Regions from separate parts of the Homo sapiens genome. Here all the other regions are linked to region 3. Evidence: chromatin loops called from intact Hi-C (ENCODE). Cell type or tissue: endothelial cell of umbilical vein. All regions are shown on one strand.

What was found. A loop is a pair of places that touch in the nucleus more often than their neighbours do. Peaks named below come from ENCODE experiments on the same cell type or tissue, not always from the same donor. Only the 100,000 strongest peaks of a DNase experiment are listed, where the experiment ranks them.
Region 1: a loop joins it to region 3, with 6 times the contacts of the local background. A loop is called at or near these places in 20 of 110 quality-filtered maps.
Region 2: a loop joins it to region 3, with 4 times the contacts of the local background. A loop is called at or near these places in 20 of 110 quality-filtered maps.

The regions. Positions count from the first base shown.
Region 1 is chr10:92,879,321-92,881,820 of GRCh38, reverse strand. The region is part of intron 1 of EXOC6 (exocyst complex component 6); the gene reads right to left. Among named protein-coding and RNA genes, the nearest start is that of EXOC6, 32 kb to the right of the region's middle. In endothelial cell of umbilical vein, a CTCF peak has its summit at 1,356 (motif pointing right); a DNase peak (open chromatin) is centred at 1,360.
Region 2 is chr10:92,871,911-92,874,410 of GRCh38, reverse strand. The region is part of intron 1 of EXOC6 (exocyst complex component 6); the gene reads right to left. Among named protein-coding and RNA genes, the nearest start is that of EXOC6, 25 kb to the right of the region's middle. In endothelial cell of umbilical vein, no CTCF peak of the experiment used is centred here; a DNase peak (open chromatin) is centred at 1,170; H3K27ac peaks cover 2,299 bases.
Region 3 is chr10:92,822,072-92,824,571 of GRCh38, reverse strand. No RefSeq gene overlaps it. Among named protein-coding and RNA genes, the nearest start is that of EXOC6, 25 kb to the left of the region's middle. RefSeq lists an enhancer at 2,166-2,460. In endothelial cell of umbilical vein, a CTCF peak has its summit at 1,437 (motif pointing left); DNase peaks (open chromatin) are centred at 1,401 and 2,261; H3K27ac peaks cover 1,351 bases.

The sequences.
Region 1 (2,500 bases), 57 kb before region 3:
GAGAACTTACTATCAGGAGAACAGGATGGGAGAAACCACCCCCATGATTCAATATCTCCACCTGGTCCATCTCATGACTATTGGGGATTATGGGAACTATAATTTAAGAAGAGATTTGAGTGGGGACACAGCCAAACCATATCGCTGATACTCTGCAATCCAGAAGCAAATCAGAAACACAACAGCTCCAAGGAAATAATACGTAGGTCAAGAAAAAGGAAGATTCCTTCTACCAATATTAAGCATTGTGTAAGTGCACAAGCAATAGAAACTGAAAATGAAGTGCAGAAAACAGGCATATACACAGGCAACTTTAATACAGAGCACAATTATTCCTTAAATCATTAAAATTTATCTACACTGAACCTATTCTTCAGAGAGGCAAGAAAGTAAATGAAGTAGTATTATGACATAGGTCCAAAATTCTTTGCACATCTTACAATAAGAGGAAGGGTCTACACTCCCTTCCTTTAATCTGGGCAGGCTTGTGACTACTTTCACCAATGGAATATGACAGAAGTGACACTATGTGACTTCAAAGACTAGAAAAGGCCATGCAATATCTACCTGCCTCCTTTAGACACTTAGTCTGGAGAAAGCCATCCACTATGTAAGAAATCTGACTATCCTAAAAATGACAAGCTGGAAAGGCCACATGTAGCCACTCCCAAATGACAGCCACAGCAACTGCCAGCAATGTGGGCGAGCCATCTTGGCTGTCTAGTCCAGTTGAGACTTCAGATTACTTCAGCCCCAGCAGGTAGCTGACAGCAACCAATATCCATTTGACTACAACCACATACGAGACCCCAACCTACAACTGCCCAGCCAAGTCTTTCCTGAATTCCTAAAGAAAAACAAAAAGTTTTCATGTAGAATACAAGTTACTTGGAAATTTGCATAAAATATTTAAAATAGTATTAAACTTAAAATATTTCCCAGGATAATTCCTTTTTTCTCCATTTTTTTCCCTTTTGGCACTAGTCCTTTTTGGTGCTGTCCTAAACTTATTTTCTACCCCTGGATGCCCTTCCCCCTCCATATGCTTCAATACTAATTTTAAACTTCCTTCAAATTTCAGCTCAAGACAGTTCCTTAATGTTAATTTCATAAATAGCTATACTGGATAACCTTCCCATTACCAGAAATTTTCCCATTTTTTTTAACACAAGGTTTATATTACACTATCTTTTATTAATATGTACATCAAATTTACTCTCCCACTACTTGGTGTATATTTTATCTTCTAAGTTCCTTGAGAACTGAAGGTGTCTTCTATTTCTACATTCAATTCACAAGTGCTGTGAGGATATAAATTACAAATCTTAATAAAAAGAACAGGCTCACTAGAGGGCACCCTTTACCAAAAAGTAACCTCTAGAAATCCAAGTACAGTCGGCCCTCTGTATCTGGGGGTTCCGTATCCCTGGATTCAACCAGCCACAGATGGAAAATATTCAAGGAAAAAAAAAATGGGTGGTTGCGTCTATACTAAACATGCATGGACTTTTGTTCTTGCCATTATTCCCTATCCAATACAGTAAACCACTATTTACATGGCATTTACATTGTTATTAGGTATTATACGTAATCTAGAGATGACAAAGTACATGGGAGTATGTGCATAGGTTATATGTAAATACTACACCATTTTATATAAGAGATTTCAACATCCATGGATTTAGGTATCCACACCGGTTCCCGGAAGCAAATCCCCACAAAAACTGGGATGACTGTATTTTCATTTAGTACCACATCAAAATATGATGTGAATCTCATACTCGACCTAATCAACAACTAAGTATTATGAAATAAAAATAAAAATAAGATTTCCCTATTTTTTGAAGTGGTTTTACCCTGTTACCTATTGCTTTAATATAACTGTTTTAAAAAAAATAGCAGAACAGAATCATAAACAGCACAAAAATTATCTGGCAATTCCAGGCTCCTATGGGTAAGTATAAACAACACAGCACAGGATAAACTTTTATACATTACAGAGTGCCTGACATACAACAGGCATTCAAATATTGAAAGAACACATATAATAATTTTACTAAAGAACATCTTAAAATCAGTGTTTGAATTTGCAATAAATATATAAAAGTTACATATATTGAAAACTGATGGGAAATCAGTACTGATGGATAAGATCTATAAGGAATTGAATATCAATCAAATACAAACAAAAACATATTTTACTTGTCTTCTTCATCAGCATTTGAAAATCTACAAAGGATGATTTTTTATGATTTATTCATGTTAGATGTCATATATGAGGATAATACTGAAATTACTGAATGAAAAATAACCTAAAATTTCTAACAGACCTATGAGCTTTTTTTTCTCTTTTAGAGACAGAGTCTCACTCTGTTTCCCAGGCTGGAGTGCAGTGGTGTGATCACAGCTCACTACAGGTTCGACCTCAGGCTCAAGTGATCCTCTCACCTCAGCCTCTCCAGTAGCTATGACCACAGGCGTGCACCACCATGCCCAGCTA
Region 2 (2,500 bases), 50 kb before region 3:
GAATGGGAAGCCCTACCACATAATAATCCAGAAATAAGGGTCAAGACATGGTTTACGTTACTAGACTCCTGATGAAAACAGCATGTCAAAGAGGTCACCAGGCTGATGATGATGATGATATGCCATATAAATTTTACACACTTTTAGTTTTTTCACAACACCAACAATATTGTACTGCTAAGTAAAAAACTGAAGTTAAGGTAAGTATCCTAAAATACTGCTGCTTGGTATTCAAACCAATGCTATAGCCTGTAGCTACAGAGTAACTGAGAGTTTCTAGCAACTAAAGAGGAAAAAAATGTATATACATAGAATCCAAATTTCTTTTTTCCTTTTTTCTTTCTTTTTTTTTTTTTCTGTGACATGGTCTTGCTCTGTCGCCTAGGCTGAAGTGCAATGGTGCAATCCCAGCTCACTGCAACCTCTGCCTCCCCGGTTCAAGCAATTCTCCTGCCTCAGCCTCCCAAGTAGCTGGGATTACAAGCATGTACCAACACACCTGGCTAATTTTTTTTATATTTTAGTAGAAATGGGGTTTCACCATGTTGGCCAGGCTGGTCTCAAACTCCTGACCTCAAGTGATCTGCCCACCTCGGCCTCCCAAAGTGCTGGTATTACAGGCATGAGCCACCGTGCCTGGCCCAGAATCCAATTTCTTTCACCACGGAATACTGAAAAATATTTCTTGTTTACATAAAACTCACGTTCTATGTGTTTTTCCATGAAATATTTCATCTAGTTTGCTATATGTGCTCGTAAAATGCTTTATAAAATAATGCCCAGATGCTTCCTCTAATTTATTTGAAGAGATTCTGTCAAAGAATTTGTAATGACAGAATTGATATACTTTAATATGTTTCTTAAAAGATACATTCATATCTTAAAGGATTATATGACCCTTCAAAGCATCAAGAGCAAGCAAAAGCATAAAAATGAAGAACGATTTTCTGTATATTTCTGATGTTGAATTTTACTTGACTTGTTCTCACAAATAGTATCCTGTTTCCACGCACAGAAAAAAGTCTAGTGTCGTGTGTTAGTTAACATTGCCTCCTATAACTAGTGTTGACATTCTGTATTACTGACATTAATACTCACTGTAATTTTGAATAACAGCACAGCACACTGATGATCATTAATGAACATCCTCCATGGTGAAACCTGAATTCATAATCAGCCAGCACAGATTTGCAATAGACTTCCTCCTTCCTGTTTTTACATTCCTGACCAAAGAGGTATCTCTTCCTGTTGACTTTTGGGCATTTGGTAAAATGCAAAAAATGAGAGATGAAAACACCCACTATATTTAATTGTATTTGTCCTCTAGGATAAAATGAATTGCGAAAATAAATTTTAATTCAAAAAGTTTAAACAAGTAGATTAATGAATGCAAATATAGACTGCTTTCCCAGAAAACTTCAGAAAATTAAACAAAAATATCAGACTGACTACAGCAGATCTAATGTGCACTTTGCGTAATAGCTTAAGAGATGAACTATATACTCAACCCAAGTCTTTTACAGGAATCTTAATCTACAGTTAAGAAGAAATTCACTGAAGGGCTGACTTCACAGCAAAACAAAAAGAATACTACTCAATCATAGAAAACAAAACATAAAATTAATTGAGCTTTACACTTATTATTTGTGCATTTATAATTCACTTATGATTTACAATGCTAAAGACTATAAAGTCTATAAATATCTTTATTTTTCAAAATAAAGATGTAACATTAATATTTATATACCCAAAAATTCAAAACCAATCTCATCGAACAGAAACTAAAGGAGATGCAACAAAAAAGAGAAACAAGTTAATAAAAGGGGACTTTAACATATCTCTCTCAATCCAAGAATGATCAGGTGAAAAATAACATGAGGCTTTAGAAGATATAATGAACTTAATTAATAAGGCATGTATGTGTATAAAACTGTGAAGCCTAATAAAAAACCATACACTTTGAAGACCACATAGAATACTCATGAAAACTAACCATATATTAAGCCACTAATAAAACCTCAATTAATTTGAAAGAATAGAATAAAAACAGATTGATCTAACTATAATGTAATAAAAGTAGAAATTAGTAGCAAAATTTAACAAATAAAAAAGACTCTCCATACTTGGAAAGTTATAAAAAACACATAATATAAAAAAACTTTTGGATCAAAGGGGAAATAAATACAGCAGAATTGCTTTAAAAGAGCAATAAGGAAGATATATCAGAACATGTAGAATACACCTAGAGCAATCATCAGTGAAGAAGAACAGCATTAAATAATAACGTCAATAAATGAATTACGTACAAAATGCAAAAAGCTAGGAAAAGAATAAAAGAAATGGAAAGAATCATTAAAAATAAAAGCAGAAAGGAATGAGTTAGAAAACAGAAAATGTATGGAACTACTAAACAGGTTTTTTAAAAAAATCAACAAAACAGGCAAACCACTAGTTAACCAAACAAAAGGGGAAAACAATGACTGAAATTACAAATACACAA
Region 3 (2,500 bases):
AGAATGTTACTACTGGTCTAATCCACCTGCTCCTTGGAACATGCCATGGTTTTGTACATTTCTGAGCCTTTATACGTGTTACTTCCTTTATCTAGAATGCATTTCCCAAACTAGTTTTCCTGTCTCTAACAGGGGGATAATAATAGTGTCACCTTCCTCAAATGGTGGTTGTGATGATTACACGACTTCTAAGCATTTGTTAGGTAAAGTATTTAGGAGAGGGTTTGACACATAATGAGCATCAATAAGTGTCAGTTATTACCATTATCTTACAAGACTTTGTTCAAATGCCACTTATTTTGTAATTTGCTGCTATCTCCCATAAATCTTTTGAACATGTCTTTACTGAAGTTCTTATCCCTTAATACTGTTGTTTTGTTATATATTTGTCCACCTTGCTGGGCCATGTGCTATGCAAAGGCAAGGCATGTGCCTCATGCTTCTTTAGATTCAAGGCATCTAGATGATGTTAGGTATGTAGTGGGCATGTACTGAATGGAAGTACTTCCAAGTGAATGGAAGACTTAAGTAGGAATGATAAAGACACTGATGAATCAAAACAAGTATGAGTACTCTAGCCTAGGCAACAAGAGCGGAACTCCGTCTCAAAAAAAAAAGAAGAAAAGAGAAAAGAAATCACTAAAGATCTTGCCGTCTTCTCTCTAGTATCTTTAGCAACTGTTCTACTCAAAACAAGTATGAGGAATGTTTACTACTTCATTAAACTGGTGTTTTTCTAATTTGACAAGGAAATTCTAGACTAATTGTTTTAATTAACTATAATTATTCTTTTTCTTTTTCTTTTTTTTTTTTTTTTTTTTTTTTTGAGACGGAGTCTCGCTCTGTCGCCCAGGCCGGACTGCGGACTGCAGTGGCGCAATCTCGGCTCACTGCAAGCTCCGCTTCCCGGGTTCACGCCATTCTCCTGCCTCAGCCTCCCGAGTAGCTGGGACTACAGGCGCCCGCCACCGCGCCCGGCTAATTTTTTGTATTTTTAGTAGAGACGGGGTTTCACCTTGTTAGCCAGGATGGTCTCGATCTCCTGACCTCATGATCCACCCGCCTCGGCCTCCCAAAGTGCTGGGATTACAGGCGTGAGCCACCGCGCCCGGCCTCTTTTTCTTTATCTTCATGCAAATCTAGGTGTTTTTTTAAGAGAAGGCTCAAAATCTCTTCCATCTTCGTTTCTCTGGGTTCTGAATAAAAATAATTGCTATAGTAGAAACTTCACCAAATAAATACTTGGTAAACCTTATACCTCTTCAGTTTGTTACGTTAGGGTCTTCTGATTGAATAATTTACAGCTGCTTTTGTTGGTCTTTTCTCAGACATAAATCTTAAAACGTTTGCATCCTGGCCAATACAGAATCAACACAGTGCTAGAGTCGTAGAGCTAGATTATGGTGCTACCTAGTGGTCAATTTTTGGCACATACGTCATTGAAACTGTCTCATGCTCTTGCACGTTTTCATTCTATTTTTTTATACTGACAATTGTAAAATGTCATTAGAAATCACTAAAGATCGGCCAGGCACGGTGGCTCAAGCCTATAATTCCAGCACTCTGGGAGGCCGAGGTGGGCAGATCACGAGGTCAAGAGGTAGAGACCATCCTGGCCAACATGGTGAAACCCGTCTTCACTGAAAATACAAAAAATTAGCTGGGCATGGTGGCGGGCGCCTGTAGTCCCAGTTACTTGGGAGGCTGAGGCAGGAGAATCGCCTGAACCCCAGAGCCGGAGGTTGCAATGAGCTGAGATCGCGCCACTGTACTCTAGCCTGGGCAATGAGAGTGAAACTCTGTCTCAAAAAAAAAAGAAAAAAGAAAAGAAAAGAGAAAAGAAATCACTAAAGATCTTGCTCTCTTCTCTCTAGTATCTTTAGCAACTGTTCTATGTGTCATTTCTCTTCCATTCACCTAGTTTGCATCTCTTCAACGAATAGAGAATTTAAAGGCATACTTCAAGACCTGTCAGATACCCTTTTCTCCCACAGGAAACTGGAACTTTTACAGGCAGAATTCATGACACCAGCTTCTTTGGGCCATGCTACCACACGCCCCCTCTGACTCCAGGCAGATCTCAAAGGCTGCCCATGACAAAGGCACGCCCCTTTGCACACATTCTTCTAAACAATCATTCCCTTTCCCTCTTTTGAAACCAAACAATTCCTTCAAAAACACAGTTTCAGGCATAAAATAGGAAATAGTACTAAACAAACGGAAATATTTTGCTTTAAATACTGAAGCCATTTGTTTACATTAAGAAATAGTTTGCATTCAAAGCCCATAAATGAAAAGAATCATGAATCATCCATCACAAGGGGACTTTATAGATAAGAAATAAGCTCTGGCCTGAACAATTGTATGAAGTATGAACAACTCTTCTCTGGGAGTTTTTGCTGAGTCATTTTTCAGGAAGTGGGCTGTCCAGGGAGATTTCTACGGAGGAACAATCGACAATATTTTCATATTAATAACCTCCAGTTGCTTTATTGTTCTC